6 separate regions of the Mus musculus genome follow, and regions 1, 2, 3, 4 and 5 are each linked to region 6. A link is a loop called in an ENCODE intact Hi-C map of the cell type or tissue named here. Cell type or tissue: heart. All regions are shown on one strand. Region 1 overlaps Cdh23 (cadherin 23 (otocadherin)). Region 2 overlaps Cdh23 (cadherin 23 (otocadherin)). Region 3 overlaps Cdh23 (cadherin 23 (otocadherin)). Region 4 overlaps Cdh23 (cadherin 23 (otocadherin)). Region 5 overlaps Cdh23 (cadherin 23 (otocadherin)). Region 6 holds the start of Gm51803 (predicted gene, 51803).

Region 1 (4,000 bases), 380 kb after region 6:
GATGACGTGCAGGTGACCTGGGGCCCAAGGACTGGGGCGATGGGAAGAGACGGGGGACAGAAGAGGCCCCTCCTTAATCACTTCATAGCCACATGGCTTTGAGGGATGGCCCCGGGTCTGTAGACCTCCATCTCCTTGTCTGTAAATAAGAATAGTGAAGGAGCCTTATGTGGGAGTTAGCAGCCGAGTCCAGGAGACCCAGGAGTGATAGGGCTCCTGCATGATGCTGGCCTGTAGTGTCCCATCCCCAGTGCCAGCCGTGTGGCCTTACGCCCACAAACTCCCTTTCTCCCCAGTTCCACGTGGATATGAAAGGGAGGGTGAACTTTGCGCAGACAGAACTGCTTATCCACGTGGTCAATCGCGACACAAACCGCATCCTGGATGTGGACAGGTGAGTGCATGTGTGTGTGTGCATGTGTGTGTATGTGTGCATGTGTGTGTATGTGTGCATGTGTGTGTATGTGTGCATGTGTGTGTATGTGTGCATGTGTGTGTATGTGTGCATGTGTGTGTGTATGTGTGCATGTGTGTGTGTATGTGTGCATGTGTGTGTGTATGTGTGCGTGTGTATGTGTGCATGTGTGTGTGTGTGTATGTGTGCATGTGTGTGTATGTGTGCATGTGTGTATGTGTGCATGTGTGTGTATGTGTGCATGTGTGTGTATGTGTGCATGTGTGTATGTGTGTATGTGTGCATGTGTGTGTGTATGTGTGCATGTGTGTGTGTATGTGTACATGTGTATATGTGTGTGCATGTGTGTGTATGTGTGCATGTGTGTGTGTATGTGTGCATGTGTGTGTGTGTATGTGTGCATGTGTGTGTATGTGTGCATGTATGTGTGTATGTGTATGTGTGTGTGTTGGGGGGTCATGTTTGGACGGCCTGTTATGGGGAAGAGGAACCACAAAGGAGGCACAGACTTTGCCATCAGCCTCACTGCAGGGTGCAGAGCTGGGGAAGAAGACAGTGAGGCAGCAGGAACATGCTCATCCCTCTAGGCCTCACAGATTAGTCAGGATTCCACTGCTGTGAAGAGACACCACGGCCACAGCAGCTCTTATAAAGGACATGATTTAATGTCCTGGCTGGCTTACAGTTCAGAGATTCAGTCCATTATCGTCACGGTGGGAAGCGTGGCAGCATCCAGGCAGGCGTGGTGCTGGAGAAGGAGCCGAGAATTCTACATCCTAATCTACAGGCAGCAGGAAGAGAGAGAGAGACTCTGGACTTGGCTTGGGCATCTGAAACCTCAATGCCCACCCCCCAGTGACACACTCCATCCAATAAGGCCACACCTGCTTCCTAATGGTGCTGCTCCTTGGTGACCAAGCACACAAATCTATGAGCTTATTTGGGTCGTTCTTATTCAAACCATTGAGCCATTCTTATTCAAACCACCACATTCTCCAATAAAACTCCATTTGTCTGGGGTCCATGAAGACCCTGGCCGCAGACACAGAGGCCCTGTAAGATGCCATGCTCACCCAGCCAGGTGGCTTTTCTCTTGCAGAGCTTCAGAGCAGCATGTGAGCATGTGGGGCTTATGGTGGGAACAGAACACACTGCCCCAGAATGGAGGGCGGTGGGTGGCTGGGGTAGAGCAGAGGCCATGGCTCCTATACAGGGTCATCCAGATGATCGATGAGAACAAGGAGCAGCTTCGGAACCTCTTCAGGAACTACAACGTGCTGGATGTGCAGCCCGCCATCTCTGTCCAGCTGCCGGATGACATGTCTGCCCTGCAGGTACGTGTGTTGTGTCTGTCCCCACCCGCCTGCAGTCTGGGTTTTGCCCCTGGACCAGCCTGCTAATGGCTGGCCTGCTATGTCCACAGATGGCCATCATTGTCCTGGCCATCCTTCTCTTCTTGGCTGCCATGCTCTTCGTCCTCATGAACTGGTACTACAGGACCATGTGAGTGTCCCCACCTCCTGCCTGAACCAGAATAGCCGATGTCCCCCAGACAGTGGGCACCAAGGCAGGCAGGGCCGAGGACCAGAGGTAACAGGCCAGCTTCCCTTATGGAGCCAACTGACACTCTCTCCCTCCCCGCTCCCTCTTCCTCCTTCCCTCTCTCTCCAGACACAAGAGAAAGCTAAAGGCCATTGTGGCTGGCTCTGCGGGTGAGTGAAGGTTGTTGGGGGTCAGGTTAAGGGGGCCTGGTCCTCCCCTTGGCTGTACCCTTTTGCCCCTCACTCAAATTCTCTCCATGCAGGGAACCGTGGCTTCATTGACATCATGGACATGCCCAATACCAACAAATACTCCTTCGATGGGTGTGTGGACTCCTCAAGTCTGCAGATCTCCTTAGGATCCCTACAGGACCCAGCTACAGAGAAGTTATCTGTAGCAGCTGCCACCCTGGCTGAAACATGGAGTGTGGGCTCCCCCTAGTGGTCTTATCACTTCTCCGCACTCTTAAAAATGTGTTGTCCAGGTCCCAATTAAGAGGGAGCAGAGGGAGGGGGTGAGGCCTCCCTGACAAAGCTGACCCAGGCTGGTAGGCAGTCGTAGCTCTCACAGGATCCTGTAACAAAAGGATATAGCCATAGGAGCTGTGGCAGAGTTCCTATGCAGCCCTGCTGAAGGTTCTGTGGCTGGCCCAGGGAATGGGCAGTCTTAGAGGCAAGGCATCTTTTCTACCCTATGCTACTCCCCAACTACAGAGCCAACCCTGTGTGGCTGGACCCCTTCTGCCGGAACCTGGAGCTGGCTGCGCAGGCCGAGCACGAAGATGACCTCCCTGAGAACCTGAGTGAGATCGCAGACCTGTGGAACAGCCCCACCCGCACCCATGTGAGCCAGGGTGGCAGCATGCAGCAGGCCGAGCTCAGGACTTGGGAGGGTGGTTCCCTACCCTATGATGTCAACCTCCCTGCTCCAGCCAATGCTCCCCTCTCCTCCAGGGAACTTTTGGGCGTGAGCCTGCAGCAGTCAAGCCCGATGATGACAGATACCTGCGTGCAGCCATCCAGGAATACGACAACATCGCCAAGCTGGGCCAGATCATTCGAGAGGGGCCTATTAAGGTGAGCCCTCTCCTGCAGGGTCCAGTGCCCAGACCCTGTTTGAATTTGACCCCTACTCAAGGATATAAGGAGATGGTTTATCTGGACCCGCCTTCTATCAGGATGGGAGTTTGGGCACTAGGGTTAATAGGCTCGGCAGCCTGTGGCGTCTTCGGAACTGAACGGTCAGTTTTCAGGCTCTTTTCCCATCCTCTTCATTTGAACTGGATACCTGTAGAACCGTGACTGCCATGGGCGTGTAAGAGCTAGGGGCAGGCAGCAGCCTAAGTGGGAAGTTAACCTTCTCCCTTCCTCAGGGCTCGCTGCTGAAGGTGGTCCTGGAGGATTACCTACGGCTCAAAAAACTCTTTGCACAACGGATGGTACAAAAAGCCTCCTCCTGCCATTCCTCCATCTCCGAGGTAGTGAGGTAGCCTCGGGAGCTGGGAACTGTGTGCCGTGCCCCATTCCTGGGGATGCCTCTCTCTCTCTCTCTCCCCCCCACCCCCCCCCCTCTCGTTACTGGGAGTTATCTGCTCTTCTGTTAACCTAGCAGCCAAACCCAAAAGCTGCTCCAGGAAGTCAGAAAAGAGATTATGATGTCTGGATACTGTGGAGTCTTTCCTAGAAATGAGGTGGGCTCAAAAGCAGCGGTTCTTAGTGTCCAGGAACCCCAAACCGTTACCTTCTAAGGAGCCTCCACCTTAAGAAACAGGTCAGGAGGGCCAAGCAGGCCTGTGTATCCTGGGCTACTGTTCCAGCAACTAGGGATTGCCAGTTACACTGGCTTTCCCAAAATGCCCATTTCCACCGGGGTATATGCTACAAAGCCTTGCAGCCAGACCAAAGTGCTCCTCCTACTTCTAGAGGTTCTACCTGGCCCTGCTTTCCTACCAACTTGGTTACAAACCCAGATACCACAGTAGTGTCCAGACTAATACCCACATGCTTAAGGACAGGTGGTGAACCTTTTAATATCCAGCCTCTG
Region 2 (4,000 bases), 160 kb after region 6:
TAAGCCTCCTGCCCAACCCCAGGGAATTGCAGGGTGAGTCGGGGAAAGGAAATTTAGCCCATTTTATGTATGTCAACATTGAGACTCCCACAGTCGATGAATAGTGGGGAAGTAAGAATCCAAAGCCAGGTTGTCTGACTCCTGGTCCTGGGCTCTGGCTGCCACATCCCATGTCCAGGTGTCTATAGGTCTCCAGCATGCAGGTAGGCCTTTGATGATAGCTGTTTGTGAGGAACCGAAGGCTAGGCAAGGCATATCTTAAACAGGGTCCTAGCCCCATGTGCCCTCACTCCAGCTGACACCTAAGAACACAGCGGCATCTTCAGTGGCCTGCAAAGCTACAAGTGACCCCACACTCCGTTGTCCGCCCTTCATATCTGCTTGTAGAGCTCAGGCTAGGAGCAAGCCAAGTCCTGAGATCCTTTCTTCCTCTCGGCTCCACTGGCTTTGACCCTCAGTACCCAGTCTGGCTGCAGAGACGGTTCCTGCCCTGGCCCTGTGAGGCTGCAGAGAAAGCCTTTGGCTTTGGCGCCATGTGGCAGCAGAGTTAACAGCTTACCCCAGACCCCACGTGGCAGCCGACATCTCAGATTCCTGGATCTAGCCTGGGTTGAGGGTTGAGAAGAGGAGTTTTTCCCTCGGGCTTGGTGGAGACCTGGAGAAGCCCCCAGAGCCAGGAAAAGCAAACTTCTTGCCTGACTCTCTGGGAGGTCCCTGCTGAGGCATCTTATTTTCTCTCCTTATAGATGAATTCCCTAGGAAGAGGCCAACATAAAAATAAAATAGAATAAAACTGACTTAGGGAGTGGAGAGGACTCAAAAGTCTGGAACTCCCCTTTTTGGCCACACCTACTCTCCCCTTCATTAATTACACCTGGGCCCAGAAGCATGCAGGTGATTGCTTCCATTCTCACTGAAGCCGCCCTATGGGATAATTGCTGCCCGGCACACAAATGGCTTTGGGAGGTAGGACTAGACCAGAGCTGGGCTCAAGAAGGAATGTGGGTGGCTAGGTCCATCCAGAGGCCAGGCTTCTGCTGGGATGATGCATACAGTGAGATTGCTGGCAATCTACCAACAATCAGGTCCTAAGGAACCTCCCACAGGGAGGGAGGGGCTGAGACTTCCCAGTAAATACCCACCCCCCACTTACCCACTCCCCCACAAGCTGTCACCAGGGGTTCCGGGGACTGGTGAATAGCCATCTGTAGCTACTGTGCACTGAAGAGAGCCACAGATCGCAAGGCCATTCCTGGGGGCCATGCATTGGCCTGACAGCCAGATAGGTCCTCATCTGCATCCATCCCTCTTTCTTGTCAGCATGGGTTACATGCCGCAAGTATACAAAGAAATAGATTGTAACCACGGGATGGGATGGATATCAGGTACCAGGCTGGCTACTTGGTAGCAAGTGCAAACCACCAGCATCTTTTACTCAAGAGAACCAGCTTCCCGGGCCCTTCCTGCATGGCTCATGGTCTTTCAGGCCACTGGTATAGTGTACCCCATTCCTGGTGCTACCAGACTTCCTTCCTGTGCCCACATACTTATCTCTTCCCTCCCATCTCCAACAATCCTCCAGTGCCCTCCCTGTCTGTCCCTGAGGTATCTGAGGGATAGCCAGGAAGTCATCTCTCCTCCCATAGGCTCCATAGCACCATCTGCAGAGGGCAGAGGCCAGTCCCAGGCTTCATTCATATAATGGGGGTGGGGGGGGTGGGGGGGTGGGAAGGGGATGTCCCAGTGGAATCAAGGCCAAGTTAACCTGGATAGACACAGTTACTCCTCAAGTCCCAGCAGAATTTGTAAGCCCAGGGGCCATCGGGCCTTTTACTAGAGCCTTTCATTTCATACAAAGGGCTTTGAGAATTTGTCTTACAAGCTGGAGACTGCCTGACGTGAGGCTCCAAACCAAAGCTGTTAAAGGCAGATGTTTCTACATGAAATGCCCCGTGCTTGGGTTCTGGGTACTTCCTCAGCAGTATAACTGTAGATAATCTGGGTCTCTCTGTCTGTCTGTCTGTCTGTCTGTCTATGTATGTATGTGTGTCTCACTCTGTCTCTGTCTCTGTTAAACCACCTAAAAGTCTAGCCTGTGACAGTGAGTGGGGTAGGGCCTACCTAGGCCATGACAGTCCTTGTTATCATGGCTTTTGCTATCTAATTGCACTGGGCTGTTACACAGCCCTCAGTCTCCTGAGCATTTAGGGTCTTGGAACACAGGCTTTGGTGTTCCTTTTTCTTACTGGGCTTCCTAGGACCAGGTTTCTGAGTAGAATGGCTCTATATTGCCCACCCTGTCCCAAGGGCACACACTGCTTCCTGGAGGCCCTCAGATGTCACAGGCCCTGGAGCTCCCTCTGCTGGTTTGATTAGAAATTACTGACTAGCAAATAGCATACAGCGGAATGTCTCCTACAGGCCAGAGGCCCCCCTTAGCACCCCCTGACCTGGGATGAGGAACAATGGCCCTAGAACACAACAAAAAGTTCTTTTCACATCCAAGCTAGTGGTCCTCCCCCCCCCGCCCCCCACACATTCAGGAGAGCTAGTCCTTGGCCATGGCCCTGGGGGCCAACAGAGCAGCCTCAGCCCAAGCCTCTACTGTAGCACCATCAGGCTCCCCTGCTTCTATTTTCTTGAACATCTCAGGAACACCAAAGAACCTTCGTGCTGTTGGGCCTCCTTGCAGGAGTGTAAGGCTTTATGTATGTGTTGGTGGATACAGAGGTCACATACCACAGCCCTATGTATATATGCGTGGGTGTTCACAACATCCTTCTAACCCAGGGTTGTGTGCTCCTGTTCTCTCTGTGTGTCTCCCAAGGATCAAGACAAGACCAGACCTCTGTCTACATTGGCCAACCTGGCCATCATCATCACGGACATGCAAGACATGGATCCTATCTTCATCAACCTGCCCTACAGTACTAACATCTACGAGCACTCTCCTCCAGTGAGCCCCGCCCCCAGCCCCAGAGCAGGAAGACAAATGCCTGTCCTGCGTGGGTTCTCTAGCCCGTGCTGGGGATGGCTGTGGACTTAAGCTCGGCCAAACATCCGTGTTGCTGAGTCATGCCCTCCACGAACCTGCTGCCTTCGTTGGCCGTGTGTACCACACATAATGACACAGCTTGCTTTCTTCCTGTTGTGAGACCTCTCTCTCAGGCCCAAGCTGTTCCTGGTAGCTCATGGATCCATCTGCCCTCTTTAATGACTCCTTCTCTTTTTTGGGGGGGGGGTCTCAAGTTCAGGTTTCAAAAAAGCTGCATGATTTTGTATTTACATCACATGTCATCAGCTTATCTTTTGATTCCCTTAGAGCAGTGGTTCTCAACCTTCCTAATGCTGCAGGCTTTTAATACAGTCCTCATGTTGCACTGACCCCCAATCCTAATATTACTTTCATTGCTACTTCATAACTAATCTTGCTACTGTTAGGGATTGTAATGTAAATATCTGATATGCACTATATCTGATATGCAGACCTGTGAAAGGGTCTTTGGATCCCCAAAGAGGTCACAATCTACAGGGTTAGGGCTATACAGCTGCACCTGGTCAAATGGGCTATGATTGGGAGAAGGTCTCACAGGACAAAATAGATCATGGTCCACCCCACAGGACCCTGGCTAAACTATGAGTGGGTGTCACTGGCTTGGAAACCACCTAACTTTGTGACTGTAGTGGAATGCCTGCTACAGCCTGATGAAGGAGAATAGGGTGCATCCCCAGACAGACAGAAGCTTCAACGTGCATCTTGGAGCAATGTGTTTGTGAAGGGAAAGAAAGGGCTTAGCTCCGAGGGAAAGCAGGAGACCCTTGCAGAGTCTTACCTTACCCCTGTACTACTCCCAAGCATGGAGAGAGATGGATGTGGACCGAGTTCCTATGCCAGCTCAGGTTGGGAGAGCCTGGTCCTGTTGGATGCTACCGTTGTTCTGACTATAGATATCCCGGCACTAAAGCTGTGGGTTCTGGTGCTTGGTCTCTGGCTTTGAGG
Region 3 (4,000 bases), 72 kb after region 6:
CAGATAAGCAGACGGGGCCGGGGTGCTGGCAAGACACCTGCCAAGTCGCTTCCTCTCTCCTCTTCCATCTCTCAGGGGAATGGGAAGAAGGGGCACCAGCAGAAAGCTGGGAAGAGGTGATATGGCAGTCTCCATGAAATCAGCTCCTCTGGATGCCAAGGGCCTGGCTGGCCTGGCCAGGGTACAGGCAAGGCAGTGGGGATGCAGGCCAGATGCTGGCCCTCTGGGGGACTCAGTGGTCATAGTGGGTCCTCTGTCTGAACTCCTGGAGAGCAGTTAGCCAGCCAGGTACCTACATGAGGAAGTATGGTCAAGTTCTAATTATGGGACCACATAGGTCAAAATTGCTCAGTTGGAACTCACACACACACACACACACACACACACACACACACACACACACACACACACAAAGTCCTCTGCTGCTTCCTGCTGATGCCCTTGGGGACACCTTGTGGACCATTCCTTGTATCACCTGTAAACATGAGCTGTGGTGGCAGCCTTGTCGTGATTCGGATTTTTGCAAGGCCTGTATCTGAGGTTTTTCCCCATGAGCACAGTATCTGCTCTATACATTTTATTCTGTTCAGGATAAATGACTGTGCTGGCTCACTTCACATCAACTGGACACAAGCTAGAGTCATTTGGAACCACAGTTGAGAAAATGCCACCACTGCCCGGCCCCAACTTGCTTTTGCTTATGGTATTTTATCATAGCTATAGAAACCCTAAGACAATGACTGTCAGGGACATGGGCTTAGTCTCTCCTTGCCTCCACAAGTCCTTCCTGTGTCAACTTTTTGACCTTCTTACCTCAACTGCTGACATCTGAAGTAGCTGCTATGATATTCCAACCAGGTTTTCCTTTGGGGAGGTCGGAGGGGTAGAACCCTTCATCCTAGGGTTGCCTCCTGCCTCCTGCCCCCAGCAGCCTCTCCTGCCACCTCATTGGCTGTCTGTGCTAGAAGGCTTGCCCACAGCCCCACCTGTCTCTTGAGGCTGGGGGCTAGGTGGATGGTTTTCCCAAGCCTATAGGTTCCTACACTGTATGATCAATGCGGAGTATCAGAGTCAGGTGTGACTGCTGGGCAGGGCCTGGCCCGGGGGCTCCATTGATCATAGCTGGTCATAGCTGGTATCCTGTTCTTGTGATGTCCTGACTCCATGGTAGAGCTTTATGTAACAGGAGGTGCCATTTTGGTGTCGTATGCTGGGGTTTTTGGACCAAACTGGCACCCAAGAAACCACAATTAAGTCTGGTTCATCTTCCTAGAAGACAAATGTTATTTGATAATGAGACAGAAAAATTATTTTAAAGCCACTGTAACCATACTATGGCATATAATATGGAATTTACATAGCTTTTCAAAACAACCCTGAGCTCACTAAAGACCAGAGCCATGCCTGTCCTGCCTCTATAAGACACTCAGTAAAAACACCTTGAATGAATGAATGAATGAATGAATGAGTGAGTGAGTAGGTGAAAATGAATAGAATATTATATTCAAAGTTTTTATTGATCCTTTGTGAATTTCACATCATGTACCCCAATCCCATTCATTTCCCCATCCCTTTATATCTGCTCTCTGCCCTTGCAACCCCCCCAAATAAAATAAAAAATAAAGACCTAACAATCCCCCCCCAACAACAATACCAACCACAACCCATCCTGGAAGCTTCAGTGTCTCATAGTGTGTCCACAGAACACCCATTTGTCCACACATCTTTACTGGCAAATATTCACTGCAGTGAGTCATTGGTCTGGTTAGAAACCTCTGGCTTCTTCTATACTATCAATACTGTATCCTCACTGGGACTCCTCTTAGCTATCCAGTTGTCGCCTTGTGTTGGGGAGATCTTGCAGCTCTGGCTGTACAGGGCAGGCCCCTTCGCACACTCCAGTGGCTGTTGGGGTGAGCCCACTCAAAGCCCTGGATCCGGGCCTGGATGGTAGTGAGCTGGTCAGCCACCAGCTCTCCAGCACCCACCACGGCCAGGGCGAGCTCTCCAGCACTGCTCCCTGTAGCTCATCCAATGCTTTGGCCAAGAGGTGGGGCCAGTTTTCCTGCTCCCATGCTGCCCTGCAGGGGGCAGAGCAGCTCTCCTTCCTGCCTTAGACAGTGAGGGAAAAGGGGTGGGGAGAAGCATATCTCCATTGCCCACACCATCACACAGCAGATGAGGGGTGGGACTAACTCTCCCGGCCACCAGCGCCAGCTCTACTGCTACCCAGGTATAATATGGGCTAACTCTCCTGAGTGCTGCAACCAGTGAGTGGCTAGGCCAGATCTGCAAAGCCCTTGGACATCACCATTGGTCCTAGGTGGCAGCTCAGACCAGGGACATCCACGTGGCCTTTGGTGGTAGTGTGAGCCATGGACATCCACACAGATCCCTGTTGCTGCATGGCTATGCCCAAGACATGGCCCTCAGTGACAGCATGGGCCAGGACTTTATATCCTTGGGTATATAACAGCTCACATCAGGCTGTTCCTCTCTTCTCTCTCGTCTCCAGATTCACCTCTCTTCAAAGTGCTCATCCATTCCACTTCTCTTTCTCTCCTATCTCTCTGTGATGTACCACAGACTCGTGCATCATAGTGGCTCCCGCTGTGGGCAGGCCACGTGGCTGGGGGGCCTCTGGATGTCTTCTAAATGTCCATGCCACAAGGGGTCTGCCTCTTTGGGCCTTTGTCAAAAGAGGTACACGTTTCATCCTCAGGGGATGTTTAGTCAGGAATTACTAGGTTAGCAGATGGTGCGGTGGTGACCCGATGCTTCTGAGAGTCCTGAGGAGAGGGAAATGGAAGAGGCTGTGATTAGCAGGGAGGGCTTCCTGGTGGAGGGGCCTGGAGTTCAGAGAGACAAGATGGGCAGAGGGATGAGTATAGTGGGTTCTCAGCACGGGCCAGGAAGCACCACACATGAGTGTGCGAAGCTGAAGGACAGAGGCTTGGGTGCAGGCAATGCGCTTTACAGTGGTCTCCTTGATGCTAAAGGTTTCCTTGGGCAGTGCATGCCAGCCTTCAGCAGAATGGGGCATGTGCCACAGTCTTCATTGTGTGCCTGGAAACAGGCTTGAGACACAATGTCCACCCCACAGTCATCAGGGATACAGGTAGATAGCAACCCGTTCTGTCTGCTCCAGCTGTGACCCATGGACCACATCTTAGACCAGACTGTCTAAAAAGATGCTCTGAGATGAGGATCAAGAAGTGTGTGAGTACCAGAGCAAGGGGACAAGGCTGAGCAGAGGTAGGAGTGGAGCCACAAGGTGACTGCAGCAAAGGTGTCAGCTGATCCTCTGGGTTGGGGCAGGACAAGTCAAGACAGGGGCCAAGTCTTTTGCCCTTCCAACCACTCATCGGGTACAGACTGTCCTTGGTGAGGAGCAACGGACTTGGGTTAGAACTGTGATGTGCGCCCTCCCTGTTAGCAGAAGTAGCCCTCTGGATCTAGGACAAGTCCCCCTACCCAGGATGGTCCTCCTTCTTTAATTATAGCTGCTCCTCCAGGCCCCCAAGTTCACAGTCATAACTTATATCTCTAAAGTCTGCTGTCAGAGCTAGAGTCAAGAGAAGGACAGACCACCATGCCACTCATAGAAGCACAGTGCATAGAAATATGTACATAGTTACATGTATGTAGACACACACATCTTCATGTTTATTGGCCTATGCATAACATAAACATGTCTCCAGAAAGATATTCATGGAAACCACATGTAACGGTTCCTTGGGAATAAGACCTATGGAAGCATCCAGCTAGCGACCAATGACCAACCAAGGAAGCGATGCTACCCAGGCCTTGCTTGGCGAGCCAGGGTGTTTCCTGTGGTTATTTATAGAAATGTGGGTACAGCACCAATTTACTGAGCATGGGGAAGCTGACTGCTGGCTACTCCAGTGAAGAAGAGCCCCCCCCTACTTCATCCCCAAGCAATGTTAAATCACTTCTACATCCTTGGGGAGGAGAGGGGCCTCGTGCACACTTGCATAGA
Region 4 (4,000 bases), 55 kb after region 6:
GAGGCCGTGCTCTTCCTTAGCTCGGTGCATGTGTGTGGTGGGCTGGAGAACTCAGGCAGCAGAATGGCATTGCCTGCCGTTCAGCCCCCAAATGTCAATATCTGGGTCTGTTTGGGAAATAGCATGTTCTGAAATTAGACCAGGAACTGTATAGAAAAGACAGCCTGCCTGCCTATGACCCCCAACAGGGACTGATCCCTGCCTCAGCCTGGTGCCCTCATTCAGGGTGCTGACATATGGACGGTGACACATGACATCCGACACGTGCCCAGCACAGATCCGGGCACACCGTCAAGGCTTCAGTTCTCAGCTCCTCCGCTCCCCACCCACTTCCTGGCAGAAAACGACACTTTTTTCCTCTCCTGAAATCATATTCTGCCTTGTTCCATGCTCATTAAAGGATGCTAGGGAGTGGATGCATGCCCACCCCCTGCTGCCCTGCCCTCTCACCCGGGCAGGCTCTCTTCTCGGCATCTGTGTGTGTGGCTGAGAGTGTGGCGAGGGTGGAAGGTTTGCGATGGCTGAAGGAGATAGCTGCTCTCACCTCCCTCCCCCATGCCTCTGTCCTCTGCCATAGATTTAGATACTGTGACCAAATGGCAGGAAGGGTGACGGGCCAGGGTATCTGCATGTGAGGACCCTCAAGACCAAGTGCACCTTAATGTTAGCCGCCCTGTTTTGCCTGACCTGGGCCTGTTGACTCCCCATTCTCTGTCTCTTCAGTCAAAGCTTCGATCTGTCAGCCACAGACTAGTAACCCATCAAGAGGGTGTTTATGTTCCTGTGAGCAGGTGAGGAGCAATAGTCCCGCTGTTGACGTAGACCTGCAAACTGTGGAGGCAACACTAAAGTCAGGGCAGCCTACCTGTGTAGACAACAGGGACCCGGAAGGACAGATGGCCATATTTGCACTATAGCTGTTTTATTATCTGGGCGCTAAGGCTCTGGAGACCCCCAGATACCTGTGATGAGTACTAGTCCATGGAAATGTATTTCTGTCTCAGCCCTGCTGTGCCAGGGCCTTCTAAGTCTCCCCTGGGTGGTACTGAGTGACCTGAAAGCTTAGGGGTGGACAAAGCAGAGTTTGGTAGTGTGGAGCAATGAGTATCTCTCATAGGCAAGTGACTCAAGGTTGGCCTGGCTGTGAGTACTCACAAGTCCCTTGCTGAAGGCAGCTCCCTCCTCTCGGTAGTTAAAATAGGGATGATAGCAAAAGATGTCCTTTAATATCCCCTTGTATTCTAGCACTCCTGAACTCAAATCCCCTTTCTTCCAGTCTTTCTGTGTCCTGTGGAGTTACAGGAGCTGTCGTTACGGAGGTTTCTGTATTAGTTGGTGTCTTAGTCAGGGTTTCTATTCCTGCACAAACATCAAGACCAAGAAGCAAGTTGGGGAGGAAAGGGTTTATTTGGCTTACACTTCCACATTGCTGTTCATCACCAAAGGAAGTCAGGACTGGGACTCACACAGGGCAGGAACCTGGAGGCAGGAGCTGATGCAGAGGCTATGGAGGGCGCTGCTTACTGGCTTGCTTCCCCTGCCTTGCTCAGCCTGCTTTCTTATAGAACCCAGGACTACCAGCCCAAGGATGGCACCACCCACAATGGGCCCTTCCACCCCTTGATCACTAATTGAGAAAATGCCTTACAGCTGGATCTCATGGAGGCATTTCCTCAAGGGAGGCTCCTTTCTCTGTGATAACTCCAGCTCTGTCAAGTTGACACACAGAACCAGCCGGAACAGTTAGTTTTCTTGTTTCAGTAAAATGTCTGACCAAAGCAACTTAAGGAAGGAAGAATTTATTCTGGTCCAGAGTTTGCAGACATATAACCCATCACGGCAGGAAGAACGGATGGCAGAAACCCAAGGCAGCTGGTCACATTGTGCCCACAGTCAGGCGGGGGGCGGGGGGCGGGGGGGAAGGAATGGGCAGTTCTCAGCTAAATTATCCTTTCTACTTAGTGGGGATCCCAGCCCACTGGATGATGCCAGCCACACTCAGGGTGAGTGCTACCACTTTAATTAACCCATGTAGGCACTCCTGAAGGTTTATCTCCTAGGTGATTTAACATCATATTAAGTTGACATCAGTACTAACCATCTCTGTTACATAGACATCAAGTCTTTTGGTTCCCCCCCACCCCCCGTTTCACCAAACCTTTATGACCCCTGTGCTAATGGCTGCCAAAGTTGGCCTCTGTGTCACTGGCATGACATACTTTGAGCACATGGGGACAGTGTGTTCCTGCACTGTGCCAATCAGCTCTCCCTATGGCAAGAATGTCTCGACTAATCACAATGTGTGAAAACAGGTTTATTTTAAGGTATTTATTTATTTACTTGTTTTTATGTGTATGGGCGTTTTGCCTGCCCCCATGGCTGTGTATCCTGTGCATGCAGTATCCTTGGAAGCCAGAAGAGGGCATCATATACACTGGAACTTAAGTTACTGGATATCGAAAGCTGGCATGAGGTTCTGAGAATCAAGGCCAGGCCCTCTGGAAGAGCAGCCGGTGCTCTTAACCACTGAGCCAACTCTGCTGCATCACAAAGCAGGCTTATTTGGAACTCATAACAGTTTGGGCAATTCTACGCCACAGTCAGTTGCCCCTGTGGTCCGTGGTGAGGCAGCACGTCACTGTTTCATGGCCAGAGAATGGTAGAGAAGAGGAAAGGGCTTGGGGTTCCATACTCCCCATGAGGGCAAGTCCCTGTAATGATTTCTCGCAGTTTCCACAGTTCCTAATATCTTTGCATGCTGGTGACCACGCCTCTAACATGTGTATCTTTGGGGAGAGTCCCCGATCCAAACTACAGCAAGTAGCTGCTGCTGGCCACATGTGATCATTTAGAAGCAAATGGATCACAGTGAAATAAAAAGCCCAGAAAATTCTCTTTCTTGTTTCCACTGGCCACCTTTCAAGTTCTCGCTTGGGTCCCGTGGCGACTGTGTCAGACAGTGGACACACGGTGTTTCCATTACCACAGACACTTGGGCATGGAGTGTCTGGTTCTGAAATAAGAGCCTGAAACTTGGCAGTATACCAGAGTCACCCATCTGGGGGACAGTTGACCCTTGCAGGAACACTCAAGTTCTGGCTACTGTTGTCTGGGCCTGTCTGTCCTCCCTCTGGGCCTGAGTGTCCTCCCTCTGGACCTGAGTGTGCTCCCTCTGGGCCTGAGTGTCCTCCCTCTGGGCCTGAGTGTGCTCCCTCTGGTCCTGATGGTGTTCCCTCTGGTTCTAAAGATAAGGAAAATTTTGTACTAGTGGTGTGAGAAGAGGTAACGGAACCTGGATATGACCAAGAGGCCAAGTGGGTGATGAAGACAGAGGGCCTGGAGCCAGCGACCCCCAGCCAGTGGTTCAGGGCAGCTGTGGGTGAGGTGCTCACCCGAGGCAGTCCTGATGGTTGTGATATGTTTTTTTTTACAGCTGTTTACCTGATGTTCTGTCCAGGAGTGAAATAACTCTCCCCACGGCCACTATGAATTCTCTGCTGCCCTGGGAAAGGCAGCTTCTGTGATGGGAACATTGTCTGCAATCCTGTCAGGTAGCCACCTTGAGTGACAGGCGGAGGAAGCAAGCCGCTGAAAGCCATTACCCTCGCACTTCAGTGCGGTTGGAAAAATAGTCATAAATTAGTGCCGGGTGCTGAACGAGGGGAGAGGAAAAAACACAAAAAGAAAAAAAAACCCGCCTCCTTGAAAGTCATCATTTTTCTCCTGAGGGTGGAGGAGCGGAGCTCACAGGAGGTGGATGTAGCACCCAGTCTTGCTGGTCAGCCAGTTTGGCCATATTGGCAAATGGACGCAAAGCCAGAGAGATGGTCTGGGAAGACTGGAAAATGAAGCATCCACCTTTATGTGCACGCATGCACATATGTGGGTCCCCATCCACACATGAACTAGTGTGCTTTGTAAGATGGTGTCCTGCTTCTAAGTGAACTTCCATCCCCTGTGTTGTAGTGAATCAAACCACGTGACCTTACCTTTATCTCAG
Region 5 (4,000 bases), 60 kb after region 6:
CCTTTGTCCGTTCTCAGCGGTAAGCTCCCTTCTCTTTCTGGTGATGTGTGTGAGTTGGGGGCTTAGACCTTAGTTCTTCCCTCTCAGCAAAAGAAGTGTGGTAGGACAAGTCCCATAGGTCACCCTGACCCTTACCCTCTACCACTCTTCACTCTCCCAGCTCTGCAGCGAAGCCCAGGCTACCACATACCCCTGCAGGGCTACCACCTGCCCCTGCAGCTATGCTACTTTGAAGCCAAGCTTGAGGCTTATCTGGAGTGTTGGGATGGGGGAGAAAAGCTGGGGAGCCAGCTAACCATGCACACGCATGGAGATACAGGAGCCTGTGCACAGGGCACATCTATGTGCACATACACTCCTGTGACACCATGCTCACTCAGTGCATCCGGAACCCTACTGTCTTTCTGTGGCCCTTTGCAAAGGGTGGGCTTCCTTGTTAGTGAAGATAGCATAGTCACAAGGATAAGCTGAAGGGTTCTGGTCCCCAAGATGCACGTTCCCCATGTCTGGATGGTTCTATGGGCAGGAGTCTGGCAGGTTCTCTACTTTGGTAATACACAACTTGCGTCTGGACTGTGTTTCCCTCAGGGATCCTGAGAATCCCCTCGCATGATCTGAATGAGCACGGTCACCATGTGTTGGTGTTCTGCCCCATTCCCGAATCCCCTCTTGGTTCTGCATATCTCACTTCTCAGCTAACTGGGCCACCCAGGCTGGACGTGGGTTGCAGTGTGGCAAGCTAAGAAGGCTAAAGAGGGAACAGGAAGAGGGACCCCTGGGGCAAGGAACTAGTGGAAATAGTAGAGTACAGCAGTTGGACCACTTAAGGCTCAAAACCAGGCTGTAAGGCTCCTGGCCCAGCTGCCAACCAACTCTGACTTCCTCCCCTGCTTGCTCTGCCTGGCCTTGGTGTGAGCCAAGGATATTCTCACTGCAGGGTCTTCACACTTGGCTGGTCCTCCTGCCTGGGACTTTCTCCTGAAGACTTTGCAGAGAATTCACCCCCATATTCCTCTGTGAGCTCTAGAGATCAGGAGACTTCTCTTTGCCATGCTTCGACCCACATGCCCAGCCGAGGGCTTGGCACGCAGAGGCTTTCTTAGATATTTATTGAGTTTTTTGAGAAGGTAAATGTTAGAGTGGATGGATGGAGGAGAAGTGTCAGTACTTGGGTAAGGAGTTCTCTAAGCCCCAGATTCTTAAACTGTAGGTTACAACCCATTCTACACCACATAATTGAATACGTTGGCTGTGGGGGGAAAATCAGCAGCAAAAAAAGTTTCCAGAAAATTCATTGATCAAAAATGAATTCAGAATAAACACATTGTGGATAAAAGGTGTATCTGTGTTCCATCGCGTCACGTCACCGAAGCCTTGGGCATGAGCACCCCACATACATGCTCTGCCCTGTGCATGCCTTCTCATTATGCAATGCCAACGAATGTCTCCCAGACCACCATGGCTCAGCTCCAAGACCATAGCACCTTATGGTCTACATTGTTTTCTTTTTGCAGGCAAAGCTTCCTGCTTTTATAGAAATGTAACAGCTTAATTAGGACAAGAAGAGACTTTTCTTATTTTCCAGTCATTATTCTTCAGCTTGCAAGTATCAATTAGTATGCCTTTGGGTTGTATTGTGTTAGTTGGTATGATTTTTAAAATTGCTCTTGGAGTTGCTGTCTTGGGTCTCATAGAAAATTGTTCAATGAATTCTGGGTTGGGATTAGGACAGAATTTCCAATGAATTTGGAAATGGCCCTAAACATACTTCTGCCATTTTGTGTTATGAGTTTATGTGAAGCAATGTCCTCTGCACTGAGACCCATGAAAGCAAAATACCAGTCAACCCTGAACAACACTGAAGGCACCCCATGGCCCACAGTAAATATTCAGCCAAGATTTAATTATTTTTATAAAAATAAACAAACACATCCTCTTATGAGTAGGCAGAATTCCTTTCATCTTTAATAAGTGCCAAGATTAAATGTTTGTCAAAGAACTGTTTGGGAAAACTCATGTGTGATTTATCATCAGTAAGTGTTTGTGCATCACTTTATATACCTGTATGTCTGCTGTCGTGTAAAAATGTACTGTGCGAAGTGGGGTTGCAAGTGAGCCAAGTTCTAGAAACCATGTGCTAAGGAGTGAGGTGGCAATTGTGAGCCCAGGGGAGAGTGGCCGAGCAACAGGTCCAACTGGATGGGAGGTTTGAGAAGAGAATTATGACAGAAAATGGAGGGCCACCATGTGGGGACCTCCAGACCAAATCATTCCCGTCTGGACTTGAGCCTAGGTACTGCTGAGCAGCAGGCATGTGCTGATAGCAAACACAGGGGCTTTGACACAGCCCCCTTATGGTCCTCCTTCTTCTTAATGAAGCTTTAGTGGCTCCCACTGGCCATACCTCCTTTCCAAGCTCCTTAGCCACTAGCTCAGCCTAACTAGGATCAGACCATGGCCCTTGGAGGTGTGTCTGGGCAGCCCATGTGGATGTTTGGTTCCCCTAAAAAGAGATATGGTCCTGTTCTTTCTCAGGGTACCCAGTCAGAGTGTTGCCCCAAGTTGATCTGGCCGTTTACCTTGTCCCTCCCTGGTGCCTTTTCCAAGTCCTCCCTGGCCACAGACCTCTGTAACAATGCTCCTCTGTAGCACACCCTCTCAGGGTTGATGGTAGCTTTCACTTTCTTTACTGGACTACTGGGTCTGACAACATCAGACCTGAGCAGACAGCTTTTCCCAGTGCACCCTTGTTACCCATAGTTCCCCAGTCAGACCCACCACCCATGGTGCTGATGCTCAAGAGAATCTTATTTATTTATTTAATGTGGGTCCGAGGGAGATTGCATGTAAATTTTCTGTTGCATGTAAATTTTAAAAAACACGTTTCCGTCTCAGCCTGGTACCTCAGCCCTTGCTCCTGGCTTAGCTCTGACATCAGCTGTCGGAAGTCCCACTCCCGACTTGTCCGTTCCTCCCAGCTTAGCTCTGACAACAGCTATCAACGACCCGACTTCTCCCTCTGTCTTCCCACCTTTGATCCTCAGATGAAAATACTTAGACAACTTTATTATTTTAGAATTTGTCAGGTAACACAGTTGCTGGGCGCAGAATCTCCTGCCCTAACCTTATCGGCTATCAGCTAGCTCCCGCCAACCTCCTGTGCCCTAGGTGCCCCAAGGCCTTGCATGACTGCTGCTTTCTTCTCCTTCCAATATATGGCTACAAAAGCCTCTTTCCCCCCAAAACACACACAGATACAGACACAGACACAGACACAGACACAGACACAGACACAGACACAGACACACACACACACACACACACACACACACACACACACACAAAGCTTTCCTGCTTCTCTTTTTCCTTCTCCTGGGACCCAGAAGTCCCACCTGTCCAACAATTGGCTCCAGGCTCTCTTTATTGACACAATCAAGAACTAATTAGGGAATCAGCACCTCCCCCTGCAGGAAGCTACAGTAACCTCTTGTTCCGCAAGAGCCCCAAGCCTGGCTTTTACTCCAGCCCCTCAGATCTTCCCCTTCCCTCTGCTACCGTCTAACTTTACTCCCACTCAAGTTAAAACAATGTTTCTACTGTGACATTATTGAAACAAAGTAAGCCGTGAGTTAGAGATATGACAAATACATTTTGACACTCACATATATGTCCTTGAAGCCACCGCCACAATCAAGACAGTGAACTTATCTGTCACTCGTAGTGTGTCTCCTGTTCCTTTGTCTCCTTCCTCCCCAACCAGATGACCCCTGGACAACTCCAATACCATGGGTTGACTTGTTTGTCCAGAAGTTTAGTAAGTGGAGGGCTATTTCTGGCTCTCAATTTGCATAATTGAATAATCATTTCAGTCCCACTGTTTGGTAAGTCAACAAACAGTTCATCTCCACTGGGGTGCTAGGTACCCCACGTGGAGCCTCATGCTCACAGGGCAGACACCTTACTGAGCCATCTCCCTAGCCCTGGTTTTCTTTTCTTCGCC
Region 6 (4,000 bases):
GCCCAAGACAGAATGGGAAGTCACAGTTGAAAAGGATGCCACAAAGGGCTTGGGGTATAGCTCAGTGACAGAGCACCCACCGAGCACATGCAGGGTCTTAGGTTCAATCCCCAGTACCACAAATAGGTTGGCAACTAACCAGAAAGCTTTAGTGGTGGAGACCTGGAGAATACGTTCATTTTATGAAGAACATGAGGTCTTTGAGGTCCATTGTCCCACCACAAAGCATCCAACTGAACAGACATTGGAGCCCAGGTCCCCTGACTCCTGACTTATCTAAAGCTGAGACGCCAGGATACCCAAGAGCACTGTCTCAGTTTAGCTGCCCAGTGGCCTGCCTGGCTCAACTCTGTCAGGTCACTGACCCTTGTGCCCTCTGTAGCACATTGTGAGGGGGTGGGTATGGGGTTCTCCTGCTCTCTTCTTCATAGAGGCTGCCTCTTGAAAGCCCCCTCAGAAGCCAGCACCCGTCATTGTTGACCACGCCCCCCTTCCTCCACTTGAGCTTGAGGACACCTCTGTCAATGGCCTCTGGCAGCCTTGAGATATGAGTGAGTGTGCATACATTGGTGTGCACATGCATGCGGTTTTTCTCAGACACTTGAGCATCTCCAGTCACTGAGGTACCTTTGCTCCCCCCTCCCCCTGAGGATTTGGAGAGTCAGGGGTTTGGATTTGCCAGCCATGCAGCACATAGCATAAAGGAAACCCCAAAATACAGAGGCTTGTCTGCATTGTCCTTGGATGTTAGTGTTAATAAAACTTTATTTACAAAAATAAGGTGACGGGACAGATTGGGCTGGTTAGCAGCCATTTGATCCTTGTCCAGGAGCACATGGCTTTACAGCATTTGACAGTTATTGTTATTCATGATGATGAGGGTTTGTGCACATGTACCCTGGTACCTGCGGATGTCAGAGGAGGGCATTGGGTCTCCTGGAACTGGATGTCGCAGGATGGCATCCAGTGTCGGATGTGGGTGGTGGATGCTGGGAACAGAACACTGGCTGGTCATCTGAAAGAGGAGCAGCCCGGGGAAACATTATCAGTGAAGCAGTTCTGTCCCTGTTGCCCAGCCCAGGGTCCCTTTTCCCAGCTAGATCAGATCCTGCCTTCCCACCCCCACCCCTGTCCCCAGGGATCTGTTTGAAGTATTATTACTCTTAGGATAAAGACTAACCCCTGCCTGGGGATGCAGCTCAGCTGCAGATCACATGCCTAGCATGTCCAAGGGCTCGATCTGCAGCACCTCAGAATGAGACCTCAGATGAAGGCTAGCATGCCCACCAAACACCCTCTACCCTCACCATGTGTGGTCCCTCACTGACCTTTATATATACATCAGCTCTTTCTCACCACAGAAACTAGCACACGCTGTCTCTCCTATCTAACCTTCCTTCTGCCTTTTACCTTGCCATGTTTGTCCGGCTCTCTTCTCTTTCCCAGGTGCCATTGACTGACTCTTCTTTGCCTCACCTCTGTGTTCCTGCAACCCTGCAGGCTTATCTAGCAAGCACCCAGGGCTGCTTCCTGGGACTTTCTCCTTGAGTCTTTGAGAGAGTCATGGAGGTGTCGCGATTCTGGCTATATTGTTACTTGTTTATATGCTTCCCTGAACTGGTTCCTCTTTAGAGGGTTTCCCTGAGGCGGAGAGCCATACTCAGACTATTTCAGGAGCCAACACATGGTAGCCAATAGGAATGAACGAACAAATGAACGAACGAATGAATGTTAAAAGACTGGAGCTCTAGATTCACAGTTACTCTGGTACAATTCCTGTCTCCATCCCTGGCAAGTCACCGACCTCCCTGAAGCAGCCTCTCTGCCAGAAAACCTGGGTTAACCTCAGGACCCAGCAGAAAGCTGTGCTGAAGGTGAAATGAGTTGAGGCCTAGACCCTGGCTCCAGGCAAGCAGTGTCAATAAGCTGGCCAGTAGTGGGACCAGTCCATTTAGCTAGGGAAGTAAAGTCGCCCGGTGTTCCTTGTTAATCTCGTTGTCCAACAGCTCGAAGGCTGTCTGCTAGGCTGGCAAGAAGGTGGAGGAATCTTCCTTCAGTTGCTACCGAGGGATATCCCATGGGTCTAGGTACCGAGGGATCTCCAGGGTGTCTTTGACTCAGGGCCACTAGTTTCTAGTATCAGAGGCAGCCTGGGTTGCAGAGTCGGAGGGGCACAGGTGGGCCCACAGACTTGAGGCAGGTGAAGGCGAAGAATGGCAGCGGTGGCCAGTAGCGACCGGAGGAACCTTTCAGCGACTCCGGGAGCAGAAAGGGGGCGCTTAAAGCCAACAGATGGCGCGGCCTCACCTAGGCGGTGCGCCTTCCTGCTTCCCGAGAGCGTTGCAGCCTCAGGCCTCGGCTCGGAGCAAGCGGGAGGCTGCGGTTGGATCCCGGACCTTTGCGAGATCACGAACACGCAGGAACAGCTCGGGCACGCTCCCAAGGCTCGTTTTTTTCCCCCCTGTCTCCCTCCTGCCCCTTGAGGGATTCCACTGGCTGCCATAGCAGCCAATGTCATGGCATCCGCGGCCAGTGCAGGCACCTTCCCATCTGGGCTCCCTGCTGGGGTCAGGGTCACTATCGGACTGGCGACGGGGAACGGGGTCCGGGGCTCTGGGTGAGACGCGCGGGCGCGGGCGGGCGGAGCTCGGGCGCTGCGAGGGGAGCGCGGCGCGTCAGGAGGCGGGGACTGGCGCGGGGCCGCGCGGGGCGGAGGAGCGAGGGAAAGTTGATCGCGGACTTGAGCGGCGGCTGCGGCTCGAAGCAAGACACGATGCATGGCCCGGGAACACGTCCCACAGCAGCCGAGCGCTGAGCTGCGCAGCAAAGAGCGGGCCCCGGGGATGGAGCACACTAGTCCTGAGTCCCCGTGTGCTCCGTGTAGGGCAAGCCTCTTCTGATCTCGCGGCGCGTCTGAAGTTGCAGCCAGCGAGCAGTGAGCAGGGATCGGGCGGCCGGAGTGGATCCCAGAGAGACCTTCGCGCCGGCAGCGAGAAGCGGCGGTGGCCAAGACTGGAGCAGGTGGCCCGTGGGGGCAGAGCCGGTGGCGAGCAGATCCCGAGGCGCGGCGCAACGCTGCTCCACCTGCGCACACGGTACCGAGAGTCCCTCGCCGCCTTTCTCTCCCCATCCCCTTGCCTTCTCCCAAGCCTAGCGCCCGCTGCGTGCCGCCAAAGTTAGAGCCCTGGGGCCGCGACCTCAGCCGGCAAAGCCACTTGTTCCCGGAACGCGGCGAGCGCCCGGGTCTCCCCTCTATCCCGCGTCCCGTTCCAGCCCGCGGCTGGACGCGCGGCAACTTTGATTCCCGGGAACTCCAGTTCCCTATGTGTTGGCCTTGGTGAGACGCGCACCACCCGGAGCCCCGTTTCGGGACCGCGACATTCGCGGGCTTCGCTCTTCGTGCAGCTCAGAGGGTCTGGGTCTAGCTAGGTTGAGAGAGGTGTTGGGAACCATCCTGTCCCTTTTGAGCTCAAGGGCCCTTTTTGGAGAGGGGAGGTGGGGTGTGGCACCTCCACCGCAGGGGTGGGCAGCGGCGCTGGAAGAACTGAAGTCACGTAGTTCTCATCCCTGCTCACCTTCCTAGGCCCACGGGAGACCCCAGGGGACTTCTGGCCACCTTTCCAGTAGTGGTAGCTCTGGGTAGAAGCGTCCCTAGCAGCGATGGGAGCCGCATGCCTCTCGAGCTTCGCTTTCCGCGCCCCGGGGCTGGCCGGCCTTGGGTAATGTCTACTCATCTCCACAGCCAGCCCTGGGAACACTGCCCCTGTTGTCCTCGCAGGTCAGGCTGGGTTTCGTGCAGATCCCGCGCATTCTAGGGTGGTGGCGAGGCATCCGCCCGGCATTCATTCCTTCTTGCCCAGAGCGAGAACAGAGAACCAGTACCTCCGCGAGAGGCAAGTGGAGATCCTGTGCCCTTGGCCACTGCGACCCTGGGCCGCCTCCCGCCCCCCACCTCTCCGGCCCTGGCGTGGTCACACCTTGGTTAGAAATTAGCCTTGCA

Evidence for each region. Hi-C counts contacts between places; a loop is a spot of excess contacts. Peaks named below come from ENCODE experiments on the same cell type or tissue, not always from the same donor. Only the 100,000 strongest peaks of a DNase experiment are listed, where the experiment ranks them.
Region 1: a loop joins it to region 6, with 5 times the contacts of the local background. A loop is called at or near these places in 19 of 42 quality-filtered maps.
Region 2: it touches region 6 in a loop (7-fold over the local background); 25 of 42 quality-filtered maps call a loop at or near these places.
Region 3: it touches region 6 in a loop (2.9-fold over the local background); 7 of 42 quality-filtered maps call a loop at or near these places.
Region 4: it touches region 6 in a loop (2.4-fold over the local background); 5 of 42 quality-filtered maps call a loop at or near these places.
Region 5: a loop joins it to region 6, with 2.3 times the contacts of the local background. A loop is called at or near these places in 7 of 42 quality-filtered maps.

What each region holds. Positions count from the first base shown.
Region 1 is chr10:60,303,858-60,307,857 of GRCm38, reverse strand. Cdh23 (cadherin 23 (otocadherin)) reads left to right here. Exons shown (of 71, transcript NM_023370.3): 62 at 1-12; 63 at 297-394; 64 at 1,629-1,749; 65 at 1,839-1,918; 66 at 2,087-2,127; 67 at 2,220-2,280; 68 at 2,671-2,800; 69 at 2,911-3,033; 70 at 3,330-3,434. Among named protein-coding and RNA genes, the nearest start is that of Psap, 28 kb to the right of the region's middle. In heart, a CTCF peak has its summit at 2,397 (motif pointing left); a DNase peak (open chromatin) is centred at 2,457.
Region 2 is chr10:60,529,903-60,533,902 of GRCm38, reverse strand. It overlaps Cdh23 (cadherin 23 (otocadherin)), which reads left to right. Exons shown (of 71, transcript NM_023370.3): 9 at 2,828-2,956. Among named protein-coding and RNA genes, the nearest start is that of Gm17455, 130 kb to the right of the region's middle. In heart, a CTCF peak has its summit at 2,348 (motif pointing left); no DNase peak of the experiment used is centred here; H3K27me3 peaks cover 306 bases.
Region 3 is chr10:60,614,200-60,618,199 of GRCm38, reverse strand. The region is part of intron 4 of Cdh23 (cadherin 23 (otocadherin)); the gene reads left to right. Among named protein-coding and RNA genes, the nearest start is that of Gm51803, 71 kb to the left of the region's middle. In heart, a CTCF peak has its summit at 2,077 (motif pointing right); no DNase peak of the experiment used is centred here; H3K27me3 peaks cover 766 bases.
Region 4 is chr10:60,630,845-60,634,844 of GRCm38, reverse strand. All of the region lies in intron 4 of Cdh23 (cadherin 23 (otocadherin)), which reads left to right. Among named protein-coding and RNA genes, the nearest start is that of Gm51803, 54 kb to the left of the region's middle. In heart, a CTCF peak has its summit at 2,383 (motif pointing right); no DNase peak of the experiment used is centred here.
Region 5 is chr10:60,625,810-60,629,809 of GRCm38, reverse strand. All of the region lies in intron 4 of Cdh23 (cadherin 23 (otocadherin)), which reads left to right. Among named protein-coding and RNA genes, the nearest start is that of Gm51803, 59 kb to the left of the region's middle. In heart, no CTCF peak of the experiment used is centred here; no DNase peak of the experiment used is centred here.
Region 6 is chr10:60,685,988-60,689,987 of GRCm38, reverse strand. Cdh23 (cadherin 23 (otocadherin)) reads left to right here. Exons shown (of 71, transcript NM_023370.3): 2 at 2,885-3,095. It overlaps Gm51803 (predicted gene, 51803), which reads right to left and starts at 2,831. Exons shown (of 2, transcript NR_165484.1): 1 at 1,411-2,831; 2 at 746-1,015. In heart, a CTCF peak has its summit at 2,280 (motif pointing right); DNase peaks (open chromatin) are centred at 2,267, 2,607 and 3,087; H3K4me3 peaks cover 1,689 bases; H3K27me3 peaks cover 3,896 bases.